Linked DNA regions of Homo sapiens: region 2 is linked to region 1. The links are chromatin loops, found by intact Hi-C in ENCODE. Cell type or tissue: PC-3. All regions are shown on one strand. Links, peaks and the distances in the headings refer to the core of each region. The heading gives the core; the rest is flanking DNA.

What was found. A loop is a pair of places that touch in the nucleus more often than their neighbours do. Peaks named below come from ENCODE experiments on the same cell type or tissue, not always from the same donor. Only the 100,000 strongest peaks of a DNase experiment are listed, where the experiment ranks them.
Region 2: a loop joins it to region 1, with 2.0 times the contacts of the local background. A loop is called at or near these places in 3 of 110 quality-filtered maps.

Annotation. Positions count from the first base shown.
Region 1 is chr3:18,631,951-18,643,412 of GRCh38, forward strand. No RefSeq gene overlaps it. Among named protein-coding and RNA genes, the nearest start is that of SATB1-AS1, 190 kb to the left of the region's middle. In PC-3, for the core only: a CTCF peak has its summit at 1,318 (motif pointing right); no DNase peak of the experiment used is centred there; H3K27ac peaks cover 2,169 bases.
Region 2 is chr3:18,569,460-18,580,921 of GRCh38, forward strand. No RefSeq gene overlaps it. Among named protein-coding and RNA genes, the nearest start is that of SATB1-AS1, 130 kb to the left of the region's middle. RefSeq lists an enhancer at 6,914-8,113. In PC-3, for the core only: no CTCF peak of the experiment used is centred there; a DNase peak (open chromatin) is centred at 6,302; H3K4me3 peaks cover 293 bases; H3K27ac peaks cover 1,795 bases.

The DNA of each region.
Region 1 (11,462 bases), core at 1,229-9,228:
AAACCACAATAAGAAATCATCTCACTCCAGTCAGAATGGCTATTACAAAACAAAAAACAAAACAAAAAAACCCCAAAACCCAAAACCAGATGCTGGTGAGGCTGCAGAGAAAAGAGAATGCTTATACACTGCTGGTGGGAATGTAAATTAGTTCAGCCACCATGGAAAGCAATTTGGAGATTTCTCAAAGAACTTAGAACTATCATTTGGAGATTTCTCAAAGAACTTAGAACTATCATTCAACCCATCAATGCCATTACTGGAGATATATCCACAAGAAAATTAATAATTCTACAAAAGACACCTGCACTCATATGCTCATTGCAGCACTATTGATAACAGCAAAGACATGGAATCAACCTAGGTGCCCGTCAATGGTGAATCGGATAAAGAGAAAGTAGTACATATATACATGGAATATTATGCAGCCATAAAGAATGAAACCATGTCCTTTGCATTATCCCAAGTGAATTAATGCAGGATCAGGAAAGAAAATACTGCATGTTCTCACTTATAAGTGGGAGCCAAACACTGCACATGCATGGAGATAATAACAATAGACACAAGGAACTAATAGAGTGGGGAATGAGGGAAGGGGTCAAGGGCTGAAAAAATTTCCTATTGGGTACTATGCTCACTACCTGGATAACAGGAACCAGTTGTACCCCCAACCTCAGCATCATACAATATAACCATGTAACAAACTTGCATATGTACCACCTGAATCTAAAATAAAAGTTGAAATTATAAAATAAGATAAAAGTGTAAAAAATAACTTGTGTTTAGGAACTCACATCTTCACATATAATTGTTTCTCCCACCCTTAGATCTGAACTTTCCTTCTTAACTTTCCTCATAGGAGAAGTGTTACCATCAGATGAGTAGGCAGGGTCAATTTTAGTCTTTATTAATGTGTAATGGATATAAATATGTGACAGAATTTACACTTTTGTGACTTCCCCATACTTATAAGGGGCTTTCTTGCCTTAGCACAGGGATGTGAATTCAAATGTCTACAGAAGCCAAGCTATTATTAATGTAAATGATTGAAATGTGCTCAATGTCAAGACAACAGGGAATGATTGGCATTTAGGTAAACTGGAGATCCCACACCCAGCATATGGACACGCAAATTTAAATATTTTTATACTTCTGTGCGAGCCAAACAAAACAAGTCTTGGGCTGGGTTTGGCTCATGGGTACACAGTATTTAATCTTTGCCTTTGTAATGGTAAAAATCATGAACTGGAGCCAACACTGGTTTGATTTGATATCTAGTTTTTCCGCTTTACAGCAGGTGGCCCTAGCAAGTTACTTAACTACGCTGCAAAATCCAAGAGGTCGCTATGATTCCCAGAGGAGGAGGCTCTGGGTGAGATCGGGAGCAAGTGCAGGCATACCTGAGATGAAATGTTAATCCTCAGATAAATCACCGGGCAAGGGAGTCAGGGACCATTTTACTTGCGTCTTTTCCTTCCGCATATAGGACTGGAGAAAGAATTCTCCGTCTTATTATTGGAGACCTCCTAATACAATAACTGATTCTCAATCTTGACTGCCCATTGGAATCACCTGTGGAGCTTAAAACTCTTGATTCCTGAATTCTAAGCCCAGATACTTTGATGTAATTGATCAGGAGTTTGGTCATCATCAGGTGATTCTAATGTGCAGCCAGGGTTAAGAAACATATAAATTATGAATTATATGTTTATATTGTATGAATTATATGCTAAAAGATGCAATGAGGAAAAAAATTGTATGATTTTCTGTGACATTATGTGAATTGCTTTTATGTACCATTGTAGCTTGCGATTTTCTTTGACAAATGAATGCACAAAAGCTATTTCCACTGAACTTCAAATATTTTTAAAAACAGCCGTAAAATATCCAAACTGCTTTCTGTTAAAAAAGGGAATTCTGCCTTCATGGGACATGTAGAATTACGTGTGATTGTTACTTTAAGACATGAATATTCCATCAATTATCTCTTGCTCCCTGAATTCTGCTTTGCCCTCTATACGAACTCCCACCAAGAAAAAGCTTAAATGTTTCACCTAATTCTCCATGCGGCTGCTTACCTATTTAGGTTAGGGTACAAGAGTTGATGAGAAATTCTTTGGGAAGCCAAGCACAAGTTTTTGCTTTCAACTATTTATAGCAATCAGCTGGCTTTTCCAGTCCCTCATTAGATCAATCATGGCCATTGTCTTACAGTTGAGTGGGAAATCGTTACAGGTGGAAGAAGGCACGATGCCGCTAATTCAGCAGAGGCCCCCGCCTAACAGGAAAGCTGCAAGGAATTACAATCAAATAGGAGACTTGTCAGGGGAATGGGGTTGCTTCCAAGACAGAATTTCTGAAGACTCTCTGGATTCTGGGTTGAGCATAAAATAAAACGTAGAGAGAAATTGCAACAAACCTACATACACATAAGAGAAGACCACCCTTTTTTTCAGGCACAAAGTCTGGTGTTGGACTTCCAGCATTAGCTGAAATGCTGCTTGGTACTGACACGCTCATATTTGGCGGGGGCTTATCTTTTTTACGGGCCATTTATTTGGGAATGGGTTTTACAGGTGGCTCTGCTGTGGGGTCCAAATCCTGGGCTTACGTAGCATAGCATGCTGCACATCTTTGCAGCTGAATCAAGTGCCACGTGTTATGGGCTGTTGCTGGCCAACAATTTGGGAAGTTCTTTTACCCTCTCTTTGCTTTTTCCCTGGGCTGTTGAGCAATGATAGTCAAAGGCCAGCTGAACCCATCATGAGTGGGAGGCAAAAGAGAAATTGCTGGTGTCCAGATTTTTTCTTGGGCCTATATATGGGCTCTCGGGTGACCCTGGGAGCAGGTGGGACTAATTTGGCACCCTTCCCAATAAAACCTGCCTCAAAAAATCAGTTTATTTGAAGGAGTTAACGAAAGTACTAGATATTTTTTACCCACTGACAGAGGGAAAACTAGTGCACACGTCTGAATAAATAACTGAAAATGGCTTCTCACTGTTCAGGAAGTACAATCAATTTGAAATTAGGATTATGGAAACATCTGCGAAAATTCAAGTGTCATCTCAATTTGGGCTCATTCAGATCCTGTATTTTTCAACTTCCCAAGCAGTGCATTTAAAATCTAATCCTAATTAACACACATAGTTTAATTATAGCCAACAAAATATTCTACAAAAATTGTGTGTGCTGGTTGGGGGGATGGGTGGGGAGGGAGGAGGCGAGGGGGAAGCCAGACAAATGTTCCCTGATTGTAAAAATTCTTGTTTGGTTAATAATATAAATCCCCAAGATTTTAAACACACACTGAAGTTTGCTTAACATGAATCAAAGTAACATAAAAAAGCATGGAGCCTGAATTCTGTTCTAGTTCTACTTTTTGCCTTCTTCCTATTTCTTGTTAACCTGGAAAGAACAAAGAACTTGTTCATTTGGCTCTGTTACTTTTGTGAAGACCTTTGTCGCTTTGTTTATCTTCTTTCTCTGATCAGAAGATAAACCTTTATGGTTGTGTGTGAGTACAAATAAAGGAATAAATCTACTTGCATAAAGCAAACTTTATGGTCTGTTGTTTTAGTGATGAGAAATACCTCCAAGGATTTGAAGGTTTAACTGAGAGGCACGCCAATACGTTTTGATGCTTTATTGGAACCTCATCCTAATCAACCAAAACACAGCAATCAACCATCTTGCAGAATTATCAAAGCTTTTCCCCTCCCAAACCTGGCATAAGTGGAATGTGCAAAGGGAAAATAAATTTTAAGAAAACAAAACAAAAATCAAGTAAACAAGAGGGAAAAAGTCCCCATTTGGAACCTCAAAAATCATTTTAACTAAAATTAACTCTGAGAGAAAGCTTAAAAATTCAAGTAGACTTAGTCTTGGTCATTTTGTATGATTATTTTGGTCAATAATAAGTCTAAGAGAAAAAGTAAAATTTTCTTATTTTCTTACTCATTTTGCTCCTCCATCACGTAGGTTAAAATACAGGGGACTGACTTCTGTTCTAGATTCTGTTAGCAGAATTGTATTGTACTGTTATTGTTGGAAAATGAAAAACAATAAAAGAAAAAAGTAAAATTCTGAAAATTTTACTGTGGTGTTTGCTGTTAATTAAATTTGACCCTCTGTTAGTATTAAACTAGTCTATATTTCTGAGGATAAGGAGGTGATATTTCTTCTTAGATTAACATTACTGCGATTTCCCGCATGTAAGCCCAGTCTTGAAGACAAAATTCATTTGCTTCAGTACTTAATGATCTATACATTTTCTTTGTCTATAAATCAATTCCATTCCTTTATTCATCACGATTTCCAAAAATTTATAACAATGGAGGCAGTTCGTAGTTGGCTAATAGTAATGAATTAGTTACAGAGAATGTGCTATGATATTTTATAGAAAAGAACCCTAAATTTCTCTGCAGAATCCAGTGGCTCAGACAGGCCTTAATCATAGGAATGTCAGATATTTCCATACTTACAGAATAAAATTTATAGACTAGAATAAATCTTGAAAAGTTGTAAATAGTTGTATAGACTAGAATAAATCTTGAAAAGGTGTAAATTTTGATTAAATTTTACCTATTGACCTATTGTGTAGTTAATATTTGTAATTTTTTGCCAATTCTTTTTCTCATTTTCTTTTTCTTTCTCTCTCATTGTCTCATCTCTTTTTTCTAGTGTCTTGCTCTCCAAACTCCATGAACAAGGGACTACTAATTTCTAGCTCTATCATAGAGCCTAGCAAAGGGTCTCCCACATAATAAGCAAAATATACAAATTGAATGAATGAATGAATTTTACGATTTATTAATTTCCATGATGAAATTAGAGATATGATTTCTGTCTGGAGGCTATAGAATCAATCATAATAATTTAATGACAGAAAAGATAGAAAACTATTACAAGTCATTTAACAAAATAACATTTTATAATAGTAGATTATAATATGTTTTTATAATTATATAATGTGATTATATAATAACAGTAGCATAATGGTCAAAGCAAGTCGCAAGGTAAGAATGAAAAAACTGTAAGGGATTTAGAGCTCAGAAATTGGAATCAGGACACCTGGATCCAAATTCTACGGCTTCCTCTTCACAGCTGTGTGGCCGATCTATCTGCTTAACCTCTGTAAGTCTTGATGTCTTCATCTATAACATGGATTTTGGAATTTAGTAAGAATTCAGTAAATAGTGCTTTTCAAGTTCTCAACAAAGTACCTGGAAATTAGTTAAGGATAATAAATTGAAGTGATTATTACTAGCTAGGAATGTTTTTATTTTTGGCACAATAACTTAAAGATCTGAAGAAGAAAATACCCACAAAAACTGAACTGTACAGAACACTATGGATTAAAATGCCCCAGACTCTTTCAAACTCCTTCCAGATATTCTGTGGCAGAAAGCTCTATGATCTCTCTGGATTCTGGGCCCCGTCTTCTGGTATAATGTGGAAGTTCTTGGCTTGTGGAAAGAAACAGGTTGTTCTGGGCTGAGGAGTAGAAGTACAGAGGGGCAGAAATGCAACCACAAATTAAGGAAAACAGAAAAGTGGAGTCTCACATTTCCAATCTTCCATAGTTCATATACATCCAAACACTTTCCCAAAGTTTCTGACTCCCAATGTGATGAGAACAGAAAGCACACTGTAACCAAGAAGGTAAAGTTTATCAGGCATTCTGTTATTGTGCTGACCAGAAATTAGTGCTCACATCCTAAAAATTATTGTGGAAATAATATTAAGAATATATTTATAAAACAAAAACTAATAAGAATAATTATCCATTTTGCATTAAAATTGAGTCATGACACTAAAGCTATATTTTTAGTCATGGAAATTGTAAAACAGATACATACAAAATTGGAGTCATGAGAATGAATTTTATTACTATGGCTAACCTACAAACAAGCGTGATAATTTTGCTATCAACATATTTATGTGCAATTATAGGTGGAGTGGGCAGGGCTGATCAAAGATTATGAGCATAAATAGGTCACGCGATCAAAAGATTAAAGATGGGTGGCAAAGACAGTGTATTCTATTTCCAATAGAAAAGACATGGAATCAACCTAAATGCCCATCAGTGGTAGACTGGATAAAGAAAATGTACATATACACAATGGAATATTATGCAGACATGAAAAAGAATGAGATCATGTCCTTTGCAGGGACATGGTTGGAGCTGGAGGCCATTATCCTCACCAAACACAGGAGCAGAAAACCAAATACCACATGTTCTCATTTTAAGTGGGAGCTAAATGATGAGAACACATGGACACATAGAGGGGAACAACACACACTGGGGCCTATTGGAGGGTGGAAGGTGGAAGGAAGGAGAGGATTAGGAAAAATAACTAATGGCTACTAGGCTTAATACCTTGGTGATGACATAATCTATACAACAAACCTCTATGGGGCAAGTTTACCTAGATAAGAAACTTGCACACACACCCCTTAACTTAAAGGTTAAATAAAAAAAGACAGTGTATTAGGGAAATAGGTAGAAGGGGTATGGAGTTGAATGTAGGAGGGTAGTAGAGGCATTTGGAACTTTTAACAGTGCCCTTATTTGTGTGTTTAGAGGGCTGTAATAGAGGATTAGAAGAAACACTAAATATCGAATTTTCTTATTTTAAAGCCAAAATGTCATAAATGTCATAAACACAAAATGCAATGTGTGTCAGGTAGAGTCAGTTGGAGACAGAACATGGCTTGGAAATGAAGCATTCCACTTATGTAGATCCACTGAAGTGGCTACCTGCTTTATGGTTTAATTTCATCTGTGATTGTACAATTGCCACTAGTTTTGTTCCATGGCCATAGATTTTAAATATAAAGGCAGAAATGCCTGCTGCAAGAGGAGAAAAGGTATTCTCTTTCCAAGAAATTTAAAGTATTAGTTGAGCTACTTAGAGGAAGATGCTTTGGAGCTATTGTTTCATTGTGAATGTCCTGTTGCACAGGTCTGCTTTCATCCCAAGGCATTATTTAACTCTTCCTTAGTTCTAGGAACAATCTAGTACTTTTCTAATAAGTATTTCCCCTTCTTTACATTAGCTCACCAGCAATTACCCACTACCCAAAAGACCTTATGTGATTTATCATCCATGTCTTCCTGTTCCCCAATGATGGTGGCTGAAGGTTCAGAGGATTGGACAGCTAAGTACAAAGAAGTTGTTGGTCATATAGAACAAGTTATCCCATGATTTATAAAAGACAAACAAATTTTGCAGCAGCTCATTTCAATTTCCAAGCTTGGGGAAAATTAAGCCATATGTAGTGATTAACTAAGCAGGCTCTGGAGTTTGAATCTTGCTTCTGTCTTTTACCATGGGACCTAAGCTATTTAAGCTCTCTAGGTGCTTGGTTTCCTTATCTGACAAAAGGGAAATAATGTAGGTTTGTGAGGATTAAATGAAGAGTAGGACATAAAGCACTTAGCTTAATATGGTACTTATTAACAGCTCAGTAAATGTGGTGTTTTTTTGTTGTCTTATGTTATTATGAGATATTCCTTAAAACAGGTAGCATAAACATTGCTTTTTCCATTTTATATTTTCAAAAGTTGAGGCTGTAAAAGATTAAATGGTCAACATCACACAATGATAGAGCCAGGGTCATATTCCAACATTTTGATGTCGTTCACAAATATTTACTGAGTGTCTACAATGTACAGGCATACCTCAGAAATATTGTAGGTTCAGTTTTAGACCACAGAAATAAAATGAATATTGCCATTAAGTCACACAAGTTTTTTGGCTTCCCATACATATAAAAGTTATGTTTACTCTGTATTGTAGTCTGTTAAGTGTGCAATACCATTATGTCTAAAAAATCAATGTACATTCCTTAATTTAAAGTACTTTATTGTTAAAAAATGCTAATGATCATCTTATCCTTCAGCAAGTTGTAATCGTTTTGCTTATGGAGGGTCTTGCCTTAGTGTTGATGGCTTCTGACTAATCAGGGTGGTGTTAGCTGGAGTTTGGGTGACTGTCACAATTTCTTAAAATAAGAGAACAATAAAATGTGCTGCATCAATTGACTCTTCCTTTCATAAAAGATTTCTCTGTAGCATGCAATGCTGTTTGATAGCATTTAACCTACAGTAGAATTTCTTTCAAAATTAGAGTCAATCCTCTTAAACCATGCTGCTGCTTTATCTACTAAGTTTACATAATATTTTAAATCCTTTGCTTTCATTTCAACAATCTTCACAGGATCTTCACCAGGAGTAGATCCCATCTCAAGAAACCACTTTGTTTTCTCATCCATAAGAAGCATCTCCTCATCTATTTAAGTTTTATCATGAGATTGCAGCAATTCAGTCACATCTTCAGGCTCCACTTCTAATTCTAGTTCTCTTGCAATTTCCACACCATTTGCATGCAGTTATTTTTTCCACTGAAGTCTTGGTCTTGAACCCCTCCAAGTCATCCATGAGGACTGAAATAAACTTTTTCAAACTCCTGTGAATGTTGATATTTTGACTGCTTCTCCTGAATCACAAATGTTCTTAGTAGTACCTAGAATGGTGAGTCCTTTCCAGAAGTTTTTAATTTATTTTGCTCAGATGGATCAGGTGAACATTGTCTTTGGGACCTATTTAAACTTTATTATTGTCTTATTTTAAGAAATTGCAACAACCACCCCAAGGAACCCTACAAAATGTGTTTCTTCAATAATAAGACTTGAAAATTGAAATTACTTTTTGATCCATGGCCTGCAGAATGGAAGTTATGTTAGTAGGCATGGAAACCACATTAAAATCCTTCTACATCTTCACCAGAGCTCCTGGGTGACTAGCTGCATTGTCAATGAGCAGTACTATTTTGAAAAGAATCTTCCTTTTTCTGACCAGTAGTTCCCAACAGTGGGCTTAAAATATTCAGTAAACCATGCTGTAAACCAATGTGCTATCATAGAGGCTTTGTTGTTCCATTTATAGAGCACAGGTGAGCCTGTTTAGCATATTTCTTAAGTGCCTTATGATTTTAGGAATGGTAAATGAGCATTTGCTTCAACTTAAAATCACCAGTTGCATTAGGCCCTAACAAGAGAGCTAGCCTGTCTTCTGAAACTTCGAAGCCAGGCATTAAATTCTCCTCTTAAGCTATGAAAGTCCTAGATGGCAACTTCTGATAGAAGGCTGTTTCATCTGCTTTGAAAATCTGTTGTCTAATGCAGCCGTCTTCATTAATTATCTTAGCTACATCTTTTGGATAACATGCTGCAGCTTCTCCATCAGCACTTGCTGCTCCATCTTGTACTTTTATGTTATAGAGATGGCCTCTTTCCTTAAACTTTATGAACCAACCTCTGTCAGCTTTAAACTCTTCTGTAGCTTTCCCATCTCCCTCATCCTTAATAGAAATAAAGAGAGTTTGAATACTGCTTTGGATTAGGCTTTGGCCATTAAGGAAACGTGGCTGGCTTGATCTTCTATCCATATCACTAAAATATTCTCCAGATCAGCAGTAAGGCTGTTTTGCTTCTTATCATTCTTGTGTTCACTGGTATAGCACTTTTAATTTTCTTCAAGAATTTTTTCCTTACATTCACAACTTAGTTAACCTTGTGGCACAAGAGACCCAGCTTTTGGCCTCTCTTGGATTTCAACATACTTTCCTCACTAAGCTTGATCATTTTTAGCTTTTGACTTAAAGTGGAAGATGGGTAACTCTTCCTTTTACTTTAACACTTAAAGGCCATTATAGGATTATTGATTTGCCTAATTTCAATATTGTTGTGTCTCAGTGAATAGGGAGGCCCAAGGAGAGGGAAAGAGATGGTAGAACAGCTGGATGGTGGAGCAGTCAGAACACACACAACATATATAGTTTGTTTGCCATTGCATATGGACACAGTTCATGGCACCCTGAAACAATTACAGTAGTAACATCAAAGATCACTGATCACAGATCACCATACCAAATTTAATAATCATTTAAAAGTTTGAGATATTGTGAGAATTACAAAAATGTGACATAGAGACAGGAAGTGAGCATATGCTGTAGGAAAAATGGCGCCGGTAGACTTGCTTGACTCGTGTTACCACAAACCTTCAATTTGTAAAAAAACAGAATATCTGCAAAGTGCAGTAAAGTGAAGCACAATAAAATTAGGTATGTTTGTCCTAGGCCTTGGGAATACAGGCTCTCTCCTTCATAAAACTTATAGTCTAAGGCAGAGGTCAACAAAAAAACACCTGTTGGACAAATGCAGCTTTTTTTCTGCCTTTGTAAATAAAGTTTTAATGGAACACAGCCAACTTCATTCACTGTCTGTGGTTCTTTCCCTCTACAATGGTAGAGTTGAGCAGTTAGTACAGATTACAACAAAGCTTAAAAATTTACTATCTGATCCTTTACAAAAGAGTTTGTCAAGCTCTTGTCTAGTAGATTTATGACTTACTTTTCTGGAAATGTTTTTCTCTAATAGTAAAGGACTAATTAGGACATGAATAAAAAATTACTGCAGAATGGGAACAAGTTTTAGTCTTTATAGCTTCCATCATTTCCCTATGCAACTTCTTCCCTCACTTTCTAAGAGAAAGATTATCTTTTTGCAACTACAGGACTTTGTTTCTGATAGCTACCATATTTCTATTGCATTGTTCTCAACATTTAATCCCAGATGATCCTCCCAGACCTATAGCTTTGCATATCGTCCTTGCTTTTCTAACTAGAAAGAAGAAACAACATGCCATGTTACTCAACATGGCTAAATTAGGATACTCCTTGACAGACACACCCTTCAGCTGTGCCACCTAGAAACTTCTCCTCACATCCATTCCTTAGTAATAATAAAAAAAAATCTGACACCTACATTTACTTAAAATATGAAATCATCAACTCATTTCAACTCTCTGGTCTCAAAATTTTGAGTGTGTTTAATCTGGTTAACTGCGTTAACCTTTCTCATTTAAAATGTACATGCTACAAATGTTTCAGAATTGTTTCTTTGAAAAGAAGACATCCTTCCACAAAGGATGGTTGAGGACAGCAATGTCATTATCTGTTAAAATCCTCCAGCCTTACTGGTGGTGGACAAGTGGCCCTTGGAACAGGAAATACTGATTTAAGCATCTGGCTTCCTGGCTAAACACGATGATATGCATTCTGAAAAAGCTTTGCTTATGGAGGGAGTAGAAACAAAACTAATTGCAGATGGGCTGTCTTGTTGGAATGCATGGGGCATTAATATCTGATTTTGAAGATACCATTTGGACTTACTTTCTGGAAGGGCATTGGCTTGGGCAAATGCTGTGGAGAAGGGTTCTAAGTCTTGCTGCTTAGAAAGGGATAGGCTGGAATAACCATCAAAATTATCCCAAGCAGGAACTTCTGAAGCCTGTTAAGAGCAACGAACATAACTCTGAAACTTCATCCACCTTGGGTTCCAACTGACTGGCTCATGTAAGCTTCTTGTGGGAGGAGGCACATACCACTTGAACAA
Region 2 (11,462 bases), core at 2,329-10,328, 61 kb before region 1:
TATTTGCTTGATTCCTCAGGGCCTACTGACTTCTTAGCCTGGCACTCCTCAATGCCAACATTAGACTCCTTAATCTGGCTCTCTCGTAACCTCAAATTACTTTTTCCTTTGCCATTCATTACCATTCCCATCACACTACACCTCTTCCAAAACATTTCCCTTCATGGTTCTCGTCAAAAACTATTTTCTCCATGAAGCTTTTTCTGAGTTCTTACTTTTCACACCCCAATTTGTTGTGATCTCTAGCTCTTTATCTATGTCTATATCTAGATCAGGAATCAGCAAACTATAGCACTCAAGCCAAATCTAGCCTATCTCCCATTTCTGTACTAATTGTCAGCTGAGGATGATTGCTGTATTTTTAAATGGTTGAAAAAATAATCAAAAGAAAAATAATGTATCATGTGATAAGAAATTAAAAATTCAATGTCCATAAATAAAGTTTTATTGGAAAGCAGCTATACCCATTGATTTACATATTGTCTATGGGTGCTTTTGGCTACAACTGGTAGAGTCCAGTATAGCCCACAGAGACTAATTTACTTACTAACTGGCTTTTTATGGAAAAAGTTTGACAAACCTTGATCTATATTCATCTTTACATTTATATCTACGTATAATTTTTGAAATACCCATAACACTTTGTTTACATCTCTATCATTGTCACTTAGCTAAATTTACTTAACAGTTGCTTGTTTACTTATCTTTTTGACTACCCGATAAACTGTAAGCAACTTGAGAGCATACATATTAAATTTTTTATTAGTCTTTATTTCCCTTGCTAGCTAGCACTTAGCACAAGACCTTGCACATATAAGGCATTCACTAAATATCTTTATTGAAGTGATAACATATGATTTGTTATGCAAAATCACTTCAGTCTTAACTTTGATATGAATTATAGCACATTATGATATATACCTTTATATATACCCAGAGACACACACAGTACACATATATGTGCATAGTTATTTATACCTACATATAAATATTTATATGTGCACATAGTGTTTACAAACAGAAGCTTGCAACTTCTATGAGATAAAATTGATATGATAGCATGGAAATAGATTGCGGTGTTTGTCAAATATGGACACATATTATAAGTATTTTATATTTGAATTGTAACCTATGTTCCCAATCCAATTGTAATATTTTCCTTATCTGATAAATGCTTAATCCTATTGTAAGTGGTGGAAACGATCACTCATTTGGGCTCTCATATTTTCAGCATATTCAAACTTGTCACAATGTGCCTCTGACTATCAGTTAACACATTTGTTGGATGAAGAAATAAACACACAGCAAAAGTGTGCCGGTTGCAGGATGGTTTAATGCCATATAATACTTGTTTTTGCAGTCCAGAAAAATGTCAGTGAACTACCTTTTATAGAGTACATGCTTCGATTGTTGCCACATTGGCAAAAAAAAAAAAAAGGAGCTAAATAATTTCTTTTGGGCTTCTTCGGCCAAACTGTACACATTTTTTTTGAGAAGGTTGGCAGGAGTTAGAGCATGAGTCCATGGAACAGAGCCACACTGGTTGTTACCCAGAGAGCTTGGACCTACATCCTTGGCCCCAGGAGCATTGTAGTCTAAATTTTGGAAAGCCAAATTAGAGTGGAGGAATAAAGAGGCAGAAGTAGGGAAGAAGTTATAGTCAGCATCCTTTAATTTGTGGGTATAGGCTAAAATGTTAAGGATTGAAGTAGTTCGGCATGTAAGTATGAAGTGTTTGGGGCAGTGGTGGACTTTCAACATTTAGTTTGGAAATATTCTGAGTATTCTGTAGCTTTTACTCTCAAATTTTATTTTGCATCATGCAGTGGCTACATGATGAAAAGTGATTCCCATGCAGATACTAGCTAGACTTTGGCCTTCCCCTTATCATGGCCAGATGCCATCTTTGTATATCGTCCCCTAAACCATCCATTTGTAGGTGGAGATGTCCTACTGTAAACTCTTTCCACCCAACTGGTGATGTATGAGTAATGGGTTGCCTCTTGGATAGCATCAGCTGTGGATGGTATGCACTTCCCCAGGTTTGTGGGAATTCTAGCTCCTTCTGTCTTCTTCTACTCATGAGAACATGTTGGAACTCAATAAAGTAAAAAAAAAAAAAAAAAGAAAGGAAAAGAAAGAAAAAAAGCATTATTAAAAGGAATACTTTAAATTCACAAAGCATTTGCCAGTTTTAGTGCAGTTTTACTTGTGATAAGAAAATGTTGATTTTTTATAACTAATCCCAAATTTATATCTGCCTATACAATGTAATCGAGATTTGCTGATCTATAAAATCATTTTTATCTTATTGTCACAATCATCAATACCTTAAAAAAGCCTATTTTAATTACACAAATAATATGTTATTAATCCAGAAACACGAAAAATAAATTAAAAACATTTGCATCCTATTCCACTAGCCTGATGCTCTCATTGTAAATATTTTCCAGCTTGAGAAAGAAAAGCATATCTCATTGTTATTGTCTTTTACATTTCTAATATTATTCTTGGGGTTAAACAATTTTTGTGTTGTGACTGCTTAGTTTTCTTTTTGGTAAACTGTGTAGTAGAGTACAGTACAGACTTTGGAATTAGGATGTGTGAGTCCAGTTTTGGTTCTGGTATTTACTAGCTTTGCGGCCTCACACCCTGTATTTCAGCTTCTTTATTTATAAAATGGAGAAACCAAGAATATCTTCTGCACCAGTTTGCTATGAGGAATAAATGAGATCTTTTATGTAAAATACCTTAATACAGTTCCTGGTATATAAGTCTATAGATGCTCAAGAAGCTCAAGTGTGGGTACAACTATAGCTCGTCTTAAAACCATACCAGAGGCTCAGCAGAACCCTGGTATGAGGTGGGCCCAAGACATTTTCATATTGCATTTCAGAGATTAAACAAAAAATAAATTTTTAAAGGATGTCATATGGCTTCCTTTTATCTGTCCCTATGACACTTACCCATACCTGAATTGAATCCTGCCTTTTCAGAAAGAAACTCTTGGCCATAGAAGAAATTGCATTTGAAGAAAGCAAAACACTGCTAGAGCCAGAAGTCTACCTGAATGGTAGGAGTCTATAAGCGTGCGGGCAAAGAGGCTTAAGTCCCAACCTTGCCAATGGACACAGAGCCCATGTGGCCATGGGTATTTTAAAGACATTTTCTAATCCTGTGAGAACTTTTCATCCATCTGTGTGATTTTTGATTTAAGTGACCAGCTGCTTTAAAATAGACTAAGCATATGACATGGGCAGTCAGTACATCTTGAGAAGCAGGAGGGATTTTATTCATTTAAAATTGCATTTCCCTCATTCCTGCATGACTCACCCCTGTATTATCTTTCATCAGAGCATCAAATGTTACTAAGAAAGACTGTTTCCACTCCACTCTTAATCCAAATAAACAGCACCTTTTCATCTCTGAGCTGGCTTCTTCAGGCTGCTTATAGTTGCCTTCCTAGTGCCATTTAAATCTGGGTTGGTTTTCACTAGAGCTGCAGTAGGATAACAGAGCAAGAAGTTTCAAAGCAGATGTATCATGCCTCACAATGCAGGTGAGCAAGTACTTCAAGAGGTTTTGAACCTGGCTTTACCTCTGTTTTCTAGTGCTGACTGAAAAGCAATCAATGAGACAGGCTAGTTAAGAAATGAGTAATTGCAGAGATTCAGGAACACTTCATACTGGATTAGGTTATTTAGCACAGGTGTTTTAATGATTATAATATACTGAAAAACCTCACACTGCTGGGCGGCCCTCAGACTCACAGTGGTTGCCTCTTGGTTGGGCCCAGTTCTGCCCTTGAAGACAAGGGGAATTGTGAGCCTGCAGGAATTTTAAAGCCATGCCTCAGACGAAATCAGATAGTATTTGAGTTCTGGCAGCTGCTACACCTTTGTCTGGGTTGAGCTTGAAAGCCTGTGCTTTCTGAAGGCATTTCTTTGTATCTGCATTTACAATTAGTATGTTGAAAAAGAGGGATGGAAGGGAGACCTGCACACAATATGGGAATCAGAGAAACTCTGAAACGCCATGCATTGCATTTTTTCCCAAGGAGTCACAGGAACACACGAAGCACAGGTGGTAACGTGATGGTGATGGAGGGGAGGGTGAATGTAAGGGGGGTGATAATTGATGGGGGCCCGGAGTCCAGACTGCAGCTGTCCCCAGGTGCACCCAACTGCATCTGTTCTTCTGCAATGTACTACACAGTAGCAGATTTTGGATTATTTAAGCAGGGGGAAAACAAATCAGGAAAGTTAACAAAGCTCTTGGAGGAGGAAGGTGAGGAGGTGTGATTACCACATATGAGGAAGGAAGCCTTCAGGAAGGGAATAAATTGGATCGGGGGTTTGGCACCCAGCACCAGAGACACCTCCCATCATATCACCTGTGAACTCTGTGGTTCTGAGAAGGGTGAGCAGGTGGAGAGCTCATTGGCTCCAGACTGTCCCACTCTTGTGCAAGTTTGGATTTTATCATGTGGTGGATTTGTGTCAACACATGGAGGGGAATTATAAAACTGAGATAAAGTTGTACTCCTTCTATCTTCTTCTTTTTTCATCTTTATTAAGAGTACAGGAAGACAATAGAACTATCTGCAGCTACCAGGAATGTTCTTCCAAGCCAGTGTTCCCCCAAGTCTCTCTAATGCAATGATATTGGTAAAAGAAATAAATTCATTTACTGGATGTGATACTTAATGCAGGCCTGAGGCTGGAGTCCCACTGTCTGTCCTGAGTCAGTGAGGAGGAAGGCCAAATTGACAACATTGGGATGATGGGAAATTCAAGCCATTTGTCATCCACAATTCAGATCATATGATATATTTCAAGATTCCTCCTGATGTAGTTATATTGGAAAAGTCTTGAAAGGTCTTCACAATGTGACAGTAAAATCTGACAGTGAGGGAAGCTGGTTATTTCTTTTCTTTTCTTTATTTTTTTGATATGACTTTTCAAAGGTGGCGTTAAAGATTTACCTGTTTTGATTTAGGGGACCATAACGACATTGCAGGAGAAATAAGGTCAAGATGTAATAGGGAGTTGTCATACTGTCTCATGATTCTTCTTACGTTAAATAACTTTGGCAGATAATCCTCCCATGGAGTAGGTGGGGAGCAGGACAGGAGCAGTGCTGAAGGAGAGGGATGGCAGACCCATGCAAAGGGTATTCTCTGGACCTTAAGAGTGTACGATTATGACGCTAAACGAGTTACTATAAAGAGCAAAGGCTCTACCTGGAATTCTAACAATAGTTCACCATAATACTGGAACTTGAATTGTAACTCCTGTGCTATTAAAATATATCAGTTGGTATATACCCAGTAATGGGATGGCTGGGTCAAATGGTATTTCTAGTTCTAGATCCCTGAGGAATCGCCACACTGACTTCCACAATGGTTGAACTAGTTTACAGTCCCACCAACAGTGTAAAAGTATTCCTATTTCTCCACATCCTCTCCAGCACCTGTTGTTTCCTGACTTTTTAATGACTGCCATTCTAACTGGTGTGAGATGGTATCTCATTGTGGTTTTGATTTGCATTTCTCTGATGGCCAGTGATGATGAGCATTTTTTCATGTATAACAAACCTGCACGTTGTGCACATGCACCCTAAAACTTAAAGAATAAAAAAAAATAAATAAGATATATCAATTGGTGTATTTAGTATATTCAATATACTAAGCATACTTTTTTAGCTATATGGACAAAAACATAAGGCTTCTATATCAAGAAAAATGAGACTGAAGCAAAGAAAACCAGTCTATAGAATGCTTTGAAATAAGTAGATTTACTTCAGATCGAGAAACAACACTTTTGTATATAGTGGTATAACCCAGGTGGTACAAATGGTTAAAAGGTGTTCTTGATTGATTCTTTGGTAAACTCACTCAGTCCATCAGTTACCATGCTTTTGGCTGCAAGTAACTTTTAAAAATGAATTAAATAATAAGAATAATTTGTATGGTCACAAAACAGGAGCACTGGAAATAGACATTTCCACGACTTGTTAATTCAGTGTCCCGAGATGATCCCAGTGACCCAGATTCTTTCCCTGATCCATTCTCTCATCCTCTGTTGGTATTTCCCCTCAGTTTGTTTCCTCAGGGACACAAAGTAACGGCTGTGACCCTAGGTGTCGTGTCTTCACACAACCACATGGAGTGGCAGAGAAAAGGAAAGTTCTCCTTAAACGTTTCTTTTTATCAGAGAAGGAACTTTTTGGGGAGAAACTCCTTAGGAGACTTCCCTGTAAGTTTCGTTAGCCAGGGTTGTATCACAGGCCATTGCCTTAGTCAGTCTCTTGCATGATGAATCAAATTACCAAGAATGCTTATACTAATTGAGTCATTGTGCATGTAAGTTTTTGAACAAACCAAAAAAAAAAAAAAAACAAAACACCGCTCACACACACACGTTTCATCCTGGGAACATTTCTATATGCAAAAACTGCATGGCGTAATCCTAAGAGAATTATTTTCACTTACGAAATTATTATCTGACAACAAAAAAGATGATTAAAAAGTAGAATAAATTGCATAGTATGATGCACACAGAATGCTATTGTTGCAATAAATTGTAAGCTTCATGAGAGTAGAAACTTTCTGTCTTGTGTGATGTATCTCCAGTGTGGAGAATAATGCCTGAAACATAATGGATGTACAATCAACATTTGTTGAAGACATGGATCCTTGTTTCTTAGCCATTGCAGAGCCCCACTAAATGCCTCACTCCTGTTCTGCTTCTTTCATTCACGCACTTCCCTCCAGATCTGGCCTATCCTGGACCATCAGGATGTGTGTCCCGGGAATGTGTGCACCACCAGATTCCTCAGCCAGTATCTGTGCCTCATCCCGTTCCTCACTTCATTATTGATGTCTGTTTTTCCACCAACTCCAGTGGTAATCTCCCCTCCCTCACCAAGGGGTTTTCTCATTATTTCCAAGAGTCTTTGACAATATCTCAGGGTACTCATGAACGTGTCTCCCATATCTTAAATTCTATCTCTCTCAGTGGTAGGTTACCTGGGAAGCATTTGAGAGGGCTGTCTCACTCGGGCCACAGTGTCCAGTACCCACCCTGAGGTCATACTTACCTGTTGTGAGGGTGCTGCCTCCGGTGCCCTCAGATCCACATGCCTTCCCTTAGAATATCAAGCAGTGCTGAATTCCCTGTGGTCCTCACAGCCTTGAGGACACAGTGTGATCCATATAGAAAAATCAAGAAAGCTCCCCTTCCCATGGTGTCACAGCTTCTCACGTATCCACCAACTAGAACTTCTTATCTTTGTTGTCTACCAGAGTTCTTTGGTTTCTTCCTATGACACATAGAGCTCTGGCAGGATTCTTTGGGATGGGGCTGGGGAACAGACACCACATAATCAATTTTGTTTTCTCTACTTCTTGTTTCTGCTGACCTTTGTACTGGAAGTCATTATTTTTCCACTCTTTCCTTCTGCATTCCCCAAAGTTCATGTGTTGAAACTTAATCACCAATGTGATATTATGAAGAAATGGAGGCTTTAGGAGGTGATTAAGTCATAAGGGCAGAGCCGTCGTAAATAGGATTACTAACCTCATAAAAGAGGTGGAAGGGAGTGCCCCTTTTTGCCCTTTTATCTCTTCTGTCAGATGAGGACACCTAGGTGGTGCCATCTGTGAGGAATGGGCCCTGACCACTCACCAAACCTGCTGGAGCCTTGATCTTGGACTGCCCAGCCTTCAGAACTGGGAGAAATAATGTCCGTTGTTCATAAATTACCCAGTCTAAGATATTTGCTACAGCAGCCAGAATAGAATAAGACACCTTCCCCCATTTCCTAAGATACAACTACATGAATTTTATACAGACTCAGCCAGGAAAATACACTCATAATTCTTCCTTTTCTCCCTTCCCAAAGACGAAGGTGTTTACTGCAAAAACAAAGAGGTCTTGAACAGGAAGAAGAAGATATCAGAACCACCTATAGAAAAGACTCAATCCTATACTAGCTAGGCATCCTTTCATTCCATAGTTGTTTGTGAGGCCCTTAAATGCCACTGTGGTAGGAGCTTTGAGTGCCCTGCACACATTCTCTTAGCTTTGGCCTCTACATGTTTCCAAAACCGCTTATGAAAGCACTTTCAGTGCTCTCCAGAGGCTTTTTCTCTGGAAGGTTGGGTGGCCCAACCACAGGGCAGGCTGAAGAGTGCGAATGACTCTAGAAGCAGTGCCCAAAAGGCACATGGGAACTGGCGAATAAATACCTGCTCTCCATATTCCTCAGCTGGGATAACTCTGAGGTGTTTCCTATATTATCTCCCACAGTTCCCTGGAAGGATTGACTCTCAGTTGTCCGCAGCAAGTATCTGCTTGATAATGCATGCCTTATGGGATTTTTCTCCTCCTTGTCTCATGTACCCATTCCTTTTCCAGTTTCCTGGGATCATGTTCCAAATATACTTCCTGCCCTCAAATCCTTATGTCAGGATCTGCTTCTGGGAACCAAGTCAAGACAGATACTAAAGGGTATTAAGTCTATCAGGATTAATTTTTAAAAATTCTCACTCTGAAATGTACTTACATGGACACGGTTGTGATATCTCTATTATGGATCAAATTCAAGCACGTTTAGAGAAATATAAATTCTACATGTTAGTTTCAGCAAAGGGCATGAGATATTTTGGAGACACACACACACACACACACACACACACACACACACAGACACGCACATACAGATACACACAAGATAACATGAATGTGAATATTTCTAAGAATAATACCTTGAGTTTTTAGTGACATTTTCTGCCTTGTTTACAAGATGTATTCTTACAATATAAATGTACAGGAGGTTTTCTTTAAAAATTTTGACTTTCTTATGTAGTGCTTCTGTTGTTGACAGTAACTCCAACTGCCTCTTGTTTGTAACTGAAGTTCATACAACAGACTATGAGCCAAAGTTAGTGATTAACTGTTTGGAAAGAATCTCCCAAAATACACTTGTTTGTAATATGTCTTGCTTTTGTGTCTCAGGTGTAAAATAATTGGCATTTTATGCCCAATTTGCCTTTTGCAAACGGTATGTTGTGCAGTGAGACTTGAGTGTCTTCGTAGGACACATTTTCAGAATAGTAGTTCAAGGCACTTTCATAATCCCGTCACCTGGAGGACAGACTTCTCATTTCCCACCGCTATTTTCATCCAGGTCATCATAAAAATGTTCAATTTTCCTTCTGGAGTAGACTGATTCAATTTTAAATATAACAATTTATGAAGTGTACATTATCTTCTCCCAGAGTAATATTCTCTGACAGTAACCTCAACTGTTTTTCTTTTCCAGAGATAAAATGATGTTTTAATAATTCCAAGTGGTTTCAATAAGCGAATCTAACACTGCTGCTTTCTTTTGATGGTATAAATTGGAGACCAAATGGCTTATTTAGACACACTGCTGTGCCTTTATTAAAGTACATATATTTGTATTAAAAATATATAGTTAAAATTAGATAATGTGCACAACAGATGCCTCAGTTATATGCTCTATTCCTGAACATTGTCCTATTTCTGGCAAAGAGTTCCAAGTTTTCATACTCTTACTACGAACTAAAGGATTAACTGAGACCACCCTGTCTCAAATACCAGAATCTCTGGTTTGCGAAATGTGTCCTCTTTTGGGAGGGAGGTTCAAGTGTCATTCTTGTGCTAGGCATGCAATTTTTACTTCCCCTGACTCTTTTCATTTTAATGGCATCTCTCGCCCAACCTCTTGCACTACTTCTATTGTGTATTTAATTGATCTAGAATGGACTCGGTCTCTACTCTTGGTTCCAAGACTTCCCATTCTCCACCCAGATAATAATTTCCTGGAACACTCTCTTTGTTGTATGGGGCTGATTTTATTGAAAATTTGGTGCAGTAGAGGACATTTACATCACAGAAACATAGTCACTTTGTATTAGATGTTTAGACATCCTTATACATAAAGGCAGTTTAGATACTCCCCACTCTGGGATATTTCTCTGATCATACCTTCCTACACAGTGCCCTGGCCTGAACACTGTTAATCTGCTTTCCTACCCCTTTTTTTCCCTCACATCAGTCTCAGCAAAACAAGCCCAATTTATTGCATTTTATTCCACTGAGAAATGCAACCGATTTTTTGTTCTCTCCTCTTCTGTGGGTCTATCTTTTCACACCTAAATGGCCCCTCATGAGATTTTGTTAAGTAGACACAGTTCCCTCCCTAAGAGGGATTCTCATGCCAGCTCTTAAGACAATTGGTTTTCCTTTTACTCTGCCATGAGAGCTTTGTAACCAGTCTTCTCAAATCCTGCCTTGCTTCACACCAGACTCCACATGTTTTTAAACCGTAAACTTGATCTTGTCTCTGATCCTCTGTTTTAAACCTTCCCACTGTTCTTGCGCCATTGCTCAAAGCTTCCTTCCTGGTGCTGTGCAGCAGAGGGGAACAGCAGCCACCGCAGAAGCTCCTAGAAACATCTCCTCAAAAAACTAAAAATTTTAATCTGTAATAAAGCAAGAAAAAGTGTTGCCTTAATATACTGGTGGAAATACACTGCAGCTGGGGGAAGACAACAGAAGGGAAAAACAAAAAATAGACCTCAACTTCTGGGGAGGGGAGGGCCTGCGTGACAGCTCAGCGTTCAGCTGGGAGAGGGGCAGGAGAATTTGTGAAGGTCCCCACCCGTACTCTTGCCAGACTCAGGGACACTATGCCTATCTAGAATTGAGGATTAATCAGAGCATCAGAAAATGCCTTCCCTCCTCCACTACCCCGACACCAGGCTGACAAACATCAAGTAATAATCACAGTGAAATAGACCTGTGAGAGCTGCAAGAGACAGATTGTCTTTGGAGAGCAGTATAAAGGGAAGACCGAAATCCAACTGGGAAGTAAATGCCAAGGAAATGACCTTTTAGAAGCCAGCACCAGCCTAAAGAGATGGTATGACTAGCAGAATTTAAAGTCTGAAGTACAATAAGGGTAACTATACCAATAACAAACCTGGCAACCAGCCAACTCCTGAGTAGATTACATAAACCTTCAGCACTAAAGGCCCAGCAGAAGGAAAGGTATGCTCATCTCCAAGCATAAAATATAGTTACCGTAGTATTCACTGTTTTACACTAGATGAGCAGCTTTCAACAAAAATATGTGTGACATATGCAAAGGCAAGTAAAGCACACTTGGAAGAGACAAAGCAATCATCAGAAACAGACTCAGATGTGACACAGACAGTGTGGTATTGGCAAAAAGACAAATACGTAGACCAGATAAATAAATACAAAGCTCAAAGATAGACCCACTTAAGTACAGTCAACATATTTTTTGGCAAATGTGCAAAGGCAATTTAAGGCAGAGAAGATGGTTGAAAAACAAATGATGAGGAAACACTTGATATCCACACGTAAAAAACAAATATAAAGAGGCTCAACATACATCTCAAACTTTAC